Linked DNA regions of Homo sapiens: regions 2 and 3 are each linked to region 1. A link is a contact called in ENCODE Hi-C or POLR2A ChIA-PET data. All regions are on one chromosome and are shown on one strand. Each heading gives the region's core, a stretch centred on a gene start or an enhancer-like site at or near the end of the contact. The rest is flanking DNA. Distances are from core to core; before and after follow the strand shown.

What was found. A loop is a pair of places that touch in the nucleus more often than their neighbours do. ChIA-PET counts read pairs that join two places held with the same protein, here RNA polymerase II (POLR2A). Pooled maps may share reads with other maps.
Region 2: a loop to region 1 is called in a pooled map, with 22 times the contacts of the local background. The contact joins two enhancer-like sites. A Hi-C loop is called at or near these places in 7 of 37 single-sample maps with no recorded cell type and 5 of 50 pooled maps. POLR2A ChIA-PET finds 5 or more read pairs at or near these places in 1 of 52 experiments (activated T-cell).
Region 3: a loop to region 1 is called in a map with no recorded cell type, with 10 times the contacts of the local background. The contact joins two enhancer-like sites. A Hi-C loop is called at or near these places in 3 of 37 single-sample maps with no recorded cell type and 3 of 50 pooled maps. POLR2A ChIA-PET finds 5 or more read pairs at or near these places in 3 of 52 experiments (GM12878, K562 and OCI-LY7).

The regions. Positions count from the first base shown.
Region 1 is chr10:6,925,892-6,930,402 of GRCh38, forward strand. The region is part of intron 3 of LOC105376387 (a long non-coding RNA gene); the gene reads right to left. Among named protein-coding and RNA genes, the nearest start is that of LINC00707, 150 kb to the left of the region's middle. RefSeq lists enhancers at 2,004-2,423, 2,155-2,244. Within about 2 kb of position 2,505, at least 13 of the 41 ENCODE cell types and tissues checked have a DNase peak (open chromatin) inside an H3K27ac peak, as active enhancers do.
Region 2 is chr10:6,471,865-6,476,375 of GRCh38, forward strand. All of the region lies in intron 12 of PRKCQ (protein kinase C theta), which reads right to left. Among named protein-coding and RNA genes, the nearest start is that of PRKCQ, 110 kb to the right of the region's middle. RefSeq lists an enhancer at 2,136-2,315. Within about 2 kb of position 2,192, at least 7 of the 41 ENCODE cell types and tissues checked have a DNase peak (open chromatin) inside an H3K27ac peak, as active enhancers do.
Region 3 is chr10:7,331,897-7,336,407 of GRCh38, forward strand. The region is part of intron 4 of SFMBT2 (Scm like with four mbt domains 2); the gene reads right to left. Among named protein-coding and RNA genes, the nearest start is that of SFMBT2, 77 kb to the right of the region's middle. Within about 2 kb of position 2,747, at least 3 of the 41 ENCODE cell types and tissues checked have a DNase peak (open chromatin) inside an H3K27ac peak, as active enhancers do.

The DNA.
Region 1 (4,511 bases), core at 1,255-3,754:
CACTCCAGCCTGGGTGACAGAGCGAGACTCTGTGTCAAAAAAAAAGAAAGGAAGGAAGGAAAGAAGGAAGGAAGGAAGGAAAGAAGAAAGAAAGAAAGAAAGAAAGAGAAAGAAAGAAAGAAAGAAAGAAAGAAAGAAAGAAAGAAAGAAAGAAAGAAAGAAAAGAAAGAAAAGAGAGAGAAAGAAAGAAAAAATCCAGTGACATTTATTTTACATCTATCATTTTCTTTCTAGGGCTTTTTCACTATATGTTACTATATTACTTTATTTTTCTCATTTCTATCCTTCAGGACTCTTTGTCTTTTTATCACGCCGTCGATTCTCTCTTGTGACCACTGGATTTCCTTTTCGTTTCTATGACGGTTTCGCTTTTTCTTCTATTTATTTTCTGAGTTCTCCTCATTCCTGTCTTATAACCTGCAGTTGTCTCTCGGCATTCTCCTGGAATTATTACATTTCCACTTTGTGGCATTCCTTCTTAGTAGTAATTGCTTCATTATGCTCCTTAAAATCTGGCAAAATGTTTGGTTGCAGTTCATCTTTGCTCAGTGGCACTGTTTTTAGGAGAATAATCCGTATCAGTTGGAAAGCTTTGCAGATCTTTTCCACATATTTATTCACAATAAATTTTCTTACTGTTTATCATTAAAAACTTGGTTTTTTATGACCCAGCTATTGGCAGACTAGTCCTATAGGCAGAGACAAAGCAGGGCAGTCCTGGCTTCACAGCAAAGGGCTTATTCCTTCACTGCCACAGAAACAGAATGCTCACTGTGAATATTGCTCTTCTGTGTGAGACTGGATTTCCATTTCTGGGGCCATCGTGACTTCTACCACCAGCTTTCCTTGTCCTGGCACAAGATATCCACTGTTGCAAATGAGAAATATAGCTCTTGTACTACCAGACTATCAGTTTTTGCATTTTTATGGATCTTCCTGAATTTTCCTTCTTATGAGTCCACTCATTACTCTCTGAGCTTCTGATTTTTCCTACTCTTTCCTACTGCTCTTCCTTCCATCTGCTTCTGCCTTATTTGGGGCTTTTGAAAGTCCCTACAGGTATTTTGAAGTCAGCATATCATCTGATTTCTAAATTTCATGGACAGTTGAATTTGCAGGACTTAGGAAATTCTTCTAGTTTTTTGTTTGTTTGTCTGCTTGCTTCTTTAGGAGAAGAAGGAGAAAACACTGATGGATATAGTCATGTTCATAAGAAGATCTCTTCCGAGTGTTTGATGCAACCTCTGCTTCCGCTATCCCATCTTCTCACACTCCCCTTTGTGCTAGTTCTTCTCATCTGCATGCAGCTTCTTTCCTGTCATTTGACCATCATGGAGAAGCTCTTTTTTCATGAACATTTTCCTTCTGAAAACCACATATGTCCCACTGTCAGTTTTGCACATCTATTTCATTATCAGACTTGAAAATGTATCCCTCTTATCCATTTCCTTACTTTATCAAAAATGTTGGAAATGAATAACATATGGAATGTACATTAACTTAGTTACCATCATTTTAGTTGTCCATCACCAGTACCTAATCATGATGGTTAGTTCATGGATGAATTTTCAACGAATATGCATGCAACAATGCTAGGTGTGTCAATGATGGTTCCTTGACTTAAATGAAGTATATGGTCTGCTTAAATCACCTGCCTTTTTCTGTGATCAACTAATTTAAATTAAGAAATGAAATAAAAAATTATAGCAGGGAGCCTTGAAGGTAGGTTGAAAACTGTCTGCTGAGTCAGTAGCTCTATTTTTATCCAAACAGACAAGAAGACAGCAAGCCCCTTGACTTGTGGTTTCCGTTCTCTCATTTCCTGTGTGCACCCACATGAACCATGTGCCCTCCCTGACTCCCTGCCTCCACGTCTAGAGAAGGAGGCGTGGGTCTTCTCTAATTCCCCTTGTGTGCTTGACTTGTTCCCCACCACCCAAGGGCTAAGGCTTAGGCACTGCGTTGAAAACTTCAGCACAGCAGGGAACCTCAGCCACTCTGTCTTCTATCCATCCTCCCTCATGTCTTCTCTGTACTCCTGTCTCTATCAGTTGGCACCTGGGCCTCCGCCTGCCTTCACCTCCTTGTCTCCATCCTTGCAATGAATGCCGTAGTATGACCACCTCTTCTTCTCCAGTGTAACTTCACTCTGGCACTATTTTCTGAAACTTGTGGACCCTCCATGCCACAGCTACCCTAAACCCACTCTCCTGAGAAGCCCCAGTTCCCAGAACGGAAGTCCAGGTCGGCCCTCGGCCGCCACACTTCCCTAAACAGCAGCTGCCTAAGAGTCTGTGAACCTGCACAATTTTCACTAGCAGTGTCTCAACAATTAGCCGGTGCCTCACAAGTGGGGCAGATGGTATAGCCAGGAATGAGAGTTTCATGTTTCTTCTGATTCACATGCATTCCTATCTAAAGGCTGTTTCCTTTTAGAGACAAACTAATTTTTTCTCTTTCGTCCTTTGCCTGGGCTTTATGTTTACTTCTACAAGCTGGCACTTCCGATGGTTTCTAGAGAGCTCATTGGTGCTCTCTCTCTCTCTAACACACACACACACACACACACACACACACACACACACACTATGTACACACCTCACAGGAAATGGAAACTTGTTCCCATTATGGGTCCTGAAACAAAGCTCTGTGGATATGCATGTGCTACTTAGATTTTCTATCCCAGGAAATGAGTTTAAATACCTACCTCCCCAACAAATTTTTTTTTCAGAGACAACAGACCTCGGAAGACAAGTGGAAGTTGAAACTCTCCTTGAATGCGGTTCTTGGGAGTTGGAAATCTCCATTGCCGTTGCTTCCCCATGGAAGGCTTTGCAGTGCTAAATGGCTTATCTCCATGACAACCAGAAGAGCTGGTTGTTGTTTTTTTTTTTTTTTTTTTCTGCTGGACATTTTTTTCTAGATTTTACTTCATATTTAAAATAATTAAAAGTGTTTATCTCAGTACACCACAACCAGTCATTTACTGGGCCAGTGTCAGGAGGCAGTTCACATCCGTTTGGGGTCCACTCAAACCACCTCCATGCTGTCGGCCTTCAAAGTTTCCAAGAGGTTTGGTTTCTCTTTGAAATCTGGCTTCTCACTTGCGCACTGTATAACTTTTAAACAGATTAATTTTTTTAGTTCCTTATATATAAGTTTTCTGCATGTAAAAATTTAAGATAATTTTATGTCAAGAAGAGCAGAGAAGATGTATTAGATAAAGTGTGAGAGACTGCCTGATAGAGCTGAACACATGGGAAGCATACAAAATATTCATCTCTCTGCTTATTCGTTTCCTTAGCAGAATATCTGGCTGCAGCTTACTGTAGCCATCCTGTCATCAGTTCCCAAACGGGAGGAATGCCATGGTCTCTTGACAGAGGCTCTCTTGCACTGTTGGAGGCAAGGGCCTGCTGTCCTGTCAGGTTGGCCCATTTATCCAGTTACTCGTGAAATATCTTGTTCTCTCAGAGAATCAACCGGCGGCTGTGTGCTGACTTCACAAAGAAAAATCCATTCTCTCACCAAGTAGTTGTCAAGCATAATAAAGAAAAACTGGCAGAATAATTGGGGTGGTTGCTGAGTCTAACTCAATATCGTATGAAAGAAAATATATGGAACAGTGGTGTTTAAAGAGAACTGCACACCTCTGTTTGTATGGCAGGCTCAAACACAGCCAGTCAGACGTATGTAGAGTCAAAGTGAGGAAGTGGAGGTCATTTAGACTACTGGTAGACCCAGAATTCGAGCCAAAACAGAAGCAGAAAACAGAAATAGATGCTTCAGGATCTGTCTCTCTGCCAAGCCAACCCAGCGATTCTCATCAGAAACCTCAACAAACAATTGGAAGAGAAACAGGTAGAAATTGTGGTTCAATTTTAAGGTATCATTGTGTTTATTTTGAAGCACTTTTTTCTTCAAGATGGAAATCATTTTAGTGTCTTATTTAGTTATAAATGTGATGAATACTTGCTGCAAAAACAATCAGAAGAAACAGTTTTATTGCTTTATTTAGTTAAAATGTGATGTAAAAACAACCAGAGGCTACAAAAAATAGAAAAAAGAAAAGAGAAAAAAGATGAAAGAAGGACAAGAATGAAAGAAAGGAAGAAAAAGATGAGAAGAAAACACGTGAAAGGGGTCATAGTATGCCACCCCAAAATATATTATTTTGGGACATTGATTATTTTGAGCTGTAGATGATCAAGAAACAGCAGATCCAGGAAGATTATTTAGAGCTGAAGATGATTGAGAAATAGCAGATCCAGGAAGAGCTGTCTCCCCACTTTCTATGTATATAAAAGTGGGGCATAAATTTTCTGTAAGAAAAGTACCCCCCAGGTGCCAGGAAGAGGAGAGAATTTTTGTCAGAGATGGGGAGTCGAAGCTGAGATGAATCCATACAAACAAGCCTACTAAAATTATATTTGCCTTCCATTAATTTTCCCTATGTATTTCTTAGTAACTGTCCCATGGTTTGCCTCCCCAAACCCAAACCCCTTTCTCCC
Region 2 (4,511 bases), core at 942-3,441, 450 kb before region 1:
ATGCTCATGTCTTCTGGGAAGCTGGTGACAATACTTTTGGGACTTTGTGAGAATGGCTGACAAAGGAATGGGCAGATAATATGGGCCATGAGCCTGGAAGAATATTACAGAGTCACATCAAGATGAGAACAGATCTGTGAGCTTAAAAAGTGGGCGTGTAGGGGCCGGGCGCGGTGGCTCACGCCCGTAATCCTAGCACTCTGGGAGGCCGAGGTGGGTGTATCACAAGGTCAGGAGATTGAGACTATCCTGGCTAACACGGTGAAACCCCATCTCTACTAAATATACAAAAAATTAGCCAGGCATGGTGGTGGGCGCCTGTAGTCCCAGCTACTTGGGAAGCTGAGGCAGGAGAATGGCGTGAACCCGGGAGGCAGAGCTTGCAGTGAGCCGAGATCGCACCACTGCACTCCAGGCTGGGCGACAGAGCGAGACTCCATCTCAGAAAAAAACAAACAAAAAAAAAGCAGGCATGTAGGAAAGATGCGGCATTTCAGATGCACTGAGTGAGTGTCTTGTTCTTTTAGTCCAAGAATTCCTGAATATGTATTCACTCATTGCCCGTTATTTCCTGTGTATTTGGACGAGAAAACTGTAAGGAAACATTGTGAGTGCAACATTAATTTCCCATAAATTACTGTGTGAAAATAAATAACATTTAAAAGGTGTTAGAATTCCTAAAATGCGTTTTACGCCTTGAGAGAGATGCGACTGTGATCTGAGTCACATATGGTTACAACTTCTGTTTCTCAGATTATAGATTAACTTGCTTCCTTTTTTCTCTTGTTCTGTACAATGACTAGAGAGAATTAAACAATTGTCAGGGACAAACACTTCCTGACTTCTTTTATTCTTTTTTTCTTTTTGAGACGGAGTTTCACTGTTTCGCCCATGCTGGAGTGCAGTGGTGTGGTCTCAGCTCACTGCAACCTCCGCCCCATGGGTTCAAGTGATTATCCTGCCTCAGCCTCCTGAGTAGCTGGGATTATAGGTGCCCACCACCCCGCCTGGCTAATTTTTGTATTTTTAGTGGAGACAGAGTTTCGCCATGTTGGCCAGGCTGGTCTCAAACTCCTGACCCCAAGGTGATCCACCCGCTTCAGCCTCCAAAGTGCTGGGATTACAGGTGTGAGCCACCGTGCCTGGCCGCCTCCTGCCTTTTTAATTAATGAATCTTGTTAAAGATTACCTTTTCCTTTTTTTGTCCTATTTTCCTTAGACCAGATGACAGAAAACCCATGACTATAGCACACTCTGTAAAAGATGTTAAATGTCCCTTTCCCAAAAAGAAACACTGCCTGTAACCAAGTTCCTGGAACTATGCACCAGCCTTGTATGAAAAAATGTAATCCTGCTAAAAATGCCTCTGTCTCTCCCTATGGAAACCCTAAAGTTCCCTCCTTTACAACTCTGACTTCATTCTTTTGGGGTGTTTCCAGGTGGGCCATCCTCAAACTTTGAGTTTGAATAAATGCTCTTTAAATTAGATTCTGGCCTTTTTGATTATTTCAGGTTGACAGCTGTAAATCGACTCATTTTTGTAAATTTGCTATAAAATCTAACATTTGCCAAATCACAGTTTGGTTACATAGCAGGGGAACCTGCAGAATGTCTGAGTGATCCCCAGTTTCTGAAATAACAACGTGTAAGCGTTCTCAGGATCAGAACGCCGCCAGAGGACGTTAAAGAAAAGAGGCTTATCTGTCACTACAGATGGGGGCAGCATGAAAAGTTAATTCTTGTCTTAGTGCAGGGACACGTCTTTGGAAGGATGTGGTTTCCGTGGGTTTTCTTTTCTTTGCTACAATTGTGGTAATTTCCAGGGCTCCTAGCTCAACTGAAAGGTTCATGGATTGCAGCATTTTTGAGAGCTTCAGATGAAGCAGTTTCTGAATAAAATGCTTGAAATTAAAAACTTTCTTAGATGGATTTTGCCTTAAAACTATGGAAATACCAGGATGACATACTTTTTAAAAAGTATCAAGTTCAAGGAGTTTTTCTTTTTAATTTTAAATGATAATAATATCTTGTAGTTAGTATGGTACTTTCTCCAAAAAAGATCCAAACTTCTCTGCAAGTGCTATTATTGTTATTATTATTATTTTTCACGTTATCCTTAGGAAGCAAAAAAGGAGAACCAGTGTCACAAAGAAATGTTAGGTGACTTGTTCAAAGTAACTCACACACTCATGCCCTGAAGCCATAACCGGAAGTAGAGCTTTGTGTGTTCTATGAATAGAAAGTGAAACTCAGTTTTCTTTTTCATAAAAGAAAAATTTCAAAGTGATATTGACCAAGAATGTTCAACTGGTGCATATTGGGAGTGTGGGAGTCAAGGGCAGTGATGTGAATCCAGGAACACTAGCGTTCTGCCTCTTGGCATCACCCTGGGAGGCCTCTCTTCAGAGGCCTGCAAAACCACGGCGGCCTGCCCTCAAATCCAACCTGAGGGAACGACCCAGAGACAGAGCTGTTCCTATAGGATCTAGAGCTACTTAGGTGTGAAATAGTAACACTACTTAAATGTCAGAATACAGATCGGCCTTTCAGAATTCAAAGGAGACACAGAGGAAGGTAGACTTTAGTTCACTTTTAATTTTTAAGGGAAAATTATTTCCTTGAAATTAAAAAGAAATAGCATCCTTACTGTGTTAGATGCATCTTTCCTTTCCAAACAAATTTTAGAAATAAATCCTCTTATTTTTCCACAGTTTTATCAGAGATAGAACACAGAAACTTTGGATACTTGAGTTATTAATCTTTCTTTTACTGCAGCATAACTAAAAAGAGGGAAACTGTTTCAGTGTTTATTTTTCCCTGTGTTTCAAAGTTTTATGGTTAATTATTTTTTTCTAATTGTTTTAAATCTACTTGTAAGTGGATAGTTAAAAGATTTATGACAACTCTTCTTGTAGACAAATTTTATTGTGGATTTTCCTATTTTTTTACTTTTTAAAATGTAAGTAATGGAAACTGTTAAAAATCTAAGTTGGAAATCTAGTAGTGCAAAAGTTGGCTGGCATCCGCACTGAAGGGGGTACTGAGAAGGGATCGTGCAATTTCAAGCCCTGCAGACTTTGTAAGACAGAAAATGTAAATATTAACAACAAAGAAATGTTAGAAAAAAAGTAAAAGAAAGAAGAGCTAGCCCTTCTTTCCTCTTGCCAAGACAGCAGCCTCTCAGAATGCTGATCTACGTTAGACCCTGAGCCAGTAATTTATGCCAGAGCCTGGATGATGTACAAAGTCATTTTGATCTAGCACACAGAAAATTCATTGTGAAGATTCTTTTGATTTGAGCCTCATTCAGATTCAGGTTCAGATTTCATGAATTATCCTGTACATCTATGTCCCCAGACGGTGCCGTCCCATTAGGGCCCCTGGTTTTACAGCTCCCAGCCCCTCTGCCTGTAACTCTTACTCTCTGTCCTGGGCAGGGGTAAAGTGGGTGCCTCAGAGCCCTGTTGATAAACGGCAGAGCTGGGCTTGAACTTCGGAATCCAAGTCCACAGGAATTTTCACATTTTGTAGCTTCCTAAATGGCTTTATCATATTTTCACCCTTCCATAGGTGATATATCCCTCATCTAGGAACTTTAAAAACTTTAACAATTTAATCCAAATGACCCTAATTAATAACAAGTGAATACCTGTCCTCAGAATCTCCTGAATAATCTGGTATTCAACAGGTGCGCTCTTTGGAGGCAGAGAGCAGATGAATAACTTCCTTTAAAAAATAACAATGCCCTGGAGAAGTACATAGTTAATTTATCTTATCTGATGTCTACACTAGCATACACAGGTAACTGTCCTCCCAAGAAAGGTCATTCCCAACATGTTCCCAGAACAAAGCATTATCCATATCACGTATCAATCGTTGCCTTTTGCATTCACTTGTGGTATTTAATCAGTTACTTTGACAAGCAAGGTTTGAATAATTAAGACATCTCAAAAACAACAACTCGGGGTGTTGGAAAAGGTGATTCAAGCTTCTTCCTTTGTTTCTTTCCTCTTTCTAAAAGGACTCAGTTCCTTGAGATCTGAGTCTTGAGCCAGTCAGATTTACATTTCATGTAAACATTCTCTGCTGAAGTTTTTTTTTCTCTCCCAGCACCAATGCTGTGGATGCACTTGTGGCTCAGGTCTTGGTAAAGCATCCCAGCTGCACGGAACTCATTTATGCCTAGTGTTCCATTATTGGAACGCTAAGCATGTGGGAGTTATTTATATCCTACTGCTCAAGGTCATCACCAAGGTCTGATTTCAAAATTCAAAAAGTTGCAACCTCAGGCATAAATGGGTTAAGGAGATCTCTCATAAGAGGGACAGAAACAAATGCTGCCTGAAGCTGTGATGGACAGGCAAGAGAAAGGAGCATACCTATCTTCTACAAAGTGGGATTCCCAATAGCCTTCCCCGTAAGACATGAAAACTGTCATACATGCAAATCAAAAAAAAAAAAAAAAATGGGGAAAAGGCACCAAGAGAAGCACAACTGCCTAAGTGCCCAGA
Region 3 (4,511 bases), core at 1,497-3,996, 410 kb after region 1:
CAACTCAGGAGGCTGAGGCATGAGAATCGCTTGAAGCTCAGAGGCAGAGGTTGCACTGAGCCGAGATCATCACACCATTGCACTACAGTCTCCTGGGCAACAGAATGAGACTCTGTCTCAAAAAAAAAAAAAAAAAAAAAAGGAAAGGTGAATGGTTACAGCTCTTCCAGACCTACAGGTCATCTACCGCCGAAGTCATCTGCGGAGTGATGGTCACCTATGGAGGCTACTGGTATTGGCTCTTGGTACCAATGAGCCACTGGGTTTCTGTGTGTAACTGCAGTTTATTGTAGGTTTCTACAGCTGAGACTTTTCTACTTTATTCTGTTTCTTGCAAGTGTTTCAGTGGATGAACTTCAATAAGGCTGAGAAGAGTGGCTAAGAGAGCATCTAAATCTACATCCAAATGAGAGAAGACGCTACGAATGTGTGTTAATAAGACAAAAACAGGGCTCACCCAAGGCTTGACATAAAAGACATGCAAAAGGGTGCTATTCATCAATAGCAATTAAAAGCTCTACTATTTATGCATATTCTTTAATAGTTTGCCTTAACTGGGGAGGGAAGGTGCAGAAAAAGGAATTGTTCAATAAGTTAACTTTTTAAATTAAACAGACATATTTATTTGCGCTTGTAAAATAACAAATGTTTGAGAAATTTTTACAATGTTCACTTCCTCCCCGACCCAGCTTATAAAAATGCTTTTTATTAAAACAAGCCAAAGTGAAAACAAGTCTACTGGGCCCATTGATTTCATTCTCCTAGGAAAAAAAAATTATTTCACTAAAACCTAAATATTTCCATTAATGTCCATGACAGAATTGCAAGAACAAACACACAAATAGAGAACCAGTCTGAGGTCACTATTCACAGCACAGCACTGGGTGCAGGCAGCACCTTGGAAGCCTTAACAAAGGAACTCAGAATAGGCCAAAGAGAAATTACACAGTGAGTCTAATGGAGATGAGGTTTTTCTTTTTTTGTTTTTGAGACGGACTCTTGCTCTGTTGCCTAGGCGGGAGTGCAGTGGCATGATCTCAGCTCACTGCAACCTCCGCCTCCTGGGTTCAAGTGATTCTCCTGCCTCACCCTCCCGAGTAACTGGGATTACAGGCGCACACCACCACGCCCAGCTAATTTTTGTACTTTTAGTAGAGATGGGGTTTCTCCATCTTGGCCAGGCTGGTCTCAAACTCCTGAACTCAGGTGATCCGCCCACCCTGGCCTCCCAAAGTGCTGGGATTATAGGTGTGAGCCACTGCGCCTTGCCAGAAACAAGTTTTTCTGATCATACTTTAGCTTCATGAGAGCTTTATCAACTTGAGAGATAAGGAAAAATAGAAGACTAGCACAAATAAAATATGGGTAGAAAAATTCAGATATCTTTTGAGCCCAATAACTTCTTCAAATAAAGGTTTAAGGACACACCATAATGCCTGGCATATTACAGGCACCTAGTAAATATCTGGTGGATGAGGATAACTTTGAGGCTTACCTTTTTTTTTTTTTTTTAAGGGACAGGGTTTCACTTTGATACCCAGGCTGGAGTGCAGTGGCATGATCATAGCTCACTACCACCTCGAATTCCTAGACTCAAGCAATCCTCTTGCCTCAGCCTCCCGAGTAGCTGGGACCACAGGTGTGTGCCACCATGCCTAGCTAATTTTTTTTTTTTTGGTAGAGATGGGGTGTATTAGTATTTTCTCACGCTGCTAATAAAGACATACTGGAGACTGGGTAATTTATAAATGCAAAAGTTTTCATTGACTCACCTTTCACATAGCTTTCTCTCTCTCCCCCACTCCCTACACGGCCTCCCCGCTTTCTCTCTCTCTCTCTCCCCAACACCCCGCAAGGCCTCCCCACCCCAGCTCCCCACAGGGCCTCCCCGCTTTCTCTCTCCCCCACTCCCGCTTTCTTTCCTTCCTCCCCTTCTTCTTTTGTTAAATATCGTCTTTCTTTAAGGCTCACACTAGGAAGCGCTGGTGTTGCAGAAACACGGGAAGGCAGGAAATGAGTTTGGGAACAAATAAGTAAATAAAATCTGGGGAAAGCACACATCTAAAGCACTCTTCACCCTTCACAGTTTATCTGGGGAAACTTCATATTTCAAACGTATTTTGTGAAGTGGGCCTGACAAAGCAGACACACACACCGGATGTGCTACGCGACGGCTCTTCCCCTGCCTCCGACAACAGGGAGTTCATCTCAGGACACGACAACTCATTGCTGACGATGGGAGCAACATGATGGTCTATCAAGAGGAAAAAGGCAAGCGTCATCCACAGCCGGCCTGGCCGCTGACAGCCAGGCACCGTCACATCCACCTGGCCTGGAGAACCAGGCTCAGAAACCCACCGTGCAGCCTCCGAGAGGCCACCCCCTCCACCTTCCCAGTGACACAGCCAAAGCCACCACCAGGAGCCTGATGCTCAGACACACAGTTCGGCCTGCTGTGTGCTGCCTTCCGTGTCTAAGAGGCTGCCTCTTCATCAGCTCCCCATCACAGCTAACGAAACCTCTTTGGAATTAGCTCCCAATCCTTAACTGTACCAAAATGGAACAATACAGGAAACGAGAAGTGTCATTAAACGGGGACTAGAACACTGTGTCCCTGAGTCCCACAACCAGGACCACAACAGAGTGTTTGTTCCTAAAGGTTCCTGATCATACTCAGACCTTATAAGTGAGCTGCTCATTAAAAGCGGGACCTGTCACCGATACAGACATTAACTAAAGCATTATTCCATGAGAGGCAGGGTAAAAGGATTTCCGTGGCTCTTGACAAACCCACTAACGCAGACCCGGCCCAGTGTCCCAGCGCTCTTCCTCTGACTTGCCGTTTCCCACTGTCTGCAATTGTAACTCGAGTGCTTTGGGCTGCCTTGCGGAACTCAGCTTCATTTGTTAACCTCCCTACGGAGCTGAGGCCTGCACTGCATCAGAGACAAGCGTGAAGTTCCAGGACGACAGGAATAAAACCTAGAACCTGCCATCCAGGAGTTTACCAGGGAAATGATCACAGAAATTAACACCTGAAACAGGCCTGACACAGCCAGACAGAAGCTAGGGAGGAATTGAGGCGGGAGCATAAATCACCAGGATGCTTTAATGTTCAAAAGAAGCCGGAGGGGGGAAAAGGAATCTATTTGGGGATTTAGGCAAAGTTTGGGAGAAACTGATCTTTTTCTATAGTGGTCAAATTCATAGAAAGAGAAAACAGAACGGTGGTTGCCCAGAGAAGGGGGTAAGGACTGGGAACCACGTTCAACATGTAGAGAGTTTCCAATGGGGGAGAGGAAAGCACTCCGGCCCATGGTGATGGCTGCACGACAACGTGAATATAATTAATGCCACCAAACTGTACAGTTAAAACTGGTCCACATTGCAAATTGTATGTTATGTCTATTTGACAATTTTTAAAATCCAAACAAAAACCATGACCCAACTTCTTACAATCCAACTATATCACACTATCTTAGGAGGCATCAAATGCAGACGCAGCTCACCGGTATAATCTATAGAACAGCATTACTTGGTGACCCCAACTGCTACTTGCTTCTGGAGTAAGCCTGCACCCCCGGTTGCTATGGAGAATCTGCAGACCACCACAATTAAAACGTCCAATAAATTTCTCTTTCTCAAAAAAGTAACACCTTAAAAGATATTCAGAAACAGAAACAGAAACACACACACACACACACACACACACACACACACACACAACCATATACATAAATTGCACAGAACACTTCATATTAACTTAGAAAAGAAATCCATCCTGCTCTGTTGTATAGGATTGGTGACGTCCTCTAAATGAGCCAAAATCCAATCCACATCAGAAATAACACTTTCTGTATCTCAGGCAAAAGACACTACATTCTGTGGACTGTAACGTAACAAAGGATTAAATCTGAAAGCAACTGGCCAAGCGTTCTCACAATGGCCTTCTAACCTAATTGTTTTAGTTATTAAATCTATCCTCAAAATATTTTTGTCACTAATACCATATGGCATGATGTATAACTAAGGCCCTTCCAATAGACTCAGCCACTAAAAAGAAAAAAAAAGAAAATACCTCAAAGGAAGGACAAACACTTCTTTAACAAATATTTTACTGGCTAGTACAAAGTATCAGGCAGCACAGAAAAACTGAAGTACTTAATATTTCCACCCATCTTAACTCAGTTCCAACAGTTTTTAAAATCTTAAATCATTTGTAAATTAAATATTGCCTTGAAGTAATAAAACGCTGTAAAATATGTTAATTGAGTCATAAAAGCCTACTTTCCTGCATAATTATGTTTTACTTTTCTCCTCACTGATTTCTTTACACTAGAATTAGCTAGGATTCTCTCTGGATACAATAGTAATACTTGGCTCCTGCAAGAGTTTTACAGATAGTAAAAGCCCACAGCTGACCGCAAAATTTCTAGACTGGCTTGCCTAAGAAAATCAACACTCATGGGTCTTCATGGCAGAGCCACACCACCAAACTTCAAGGCAACTTT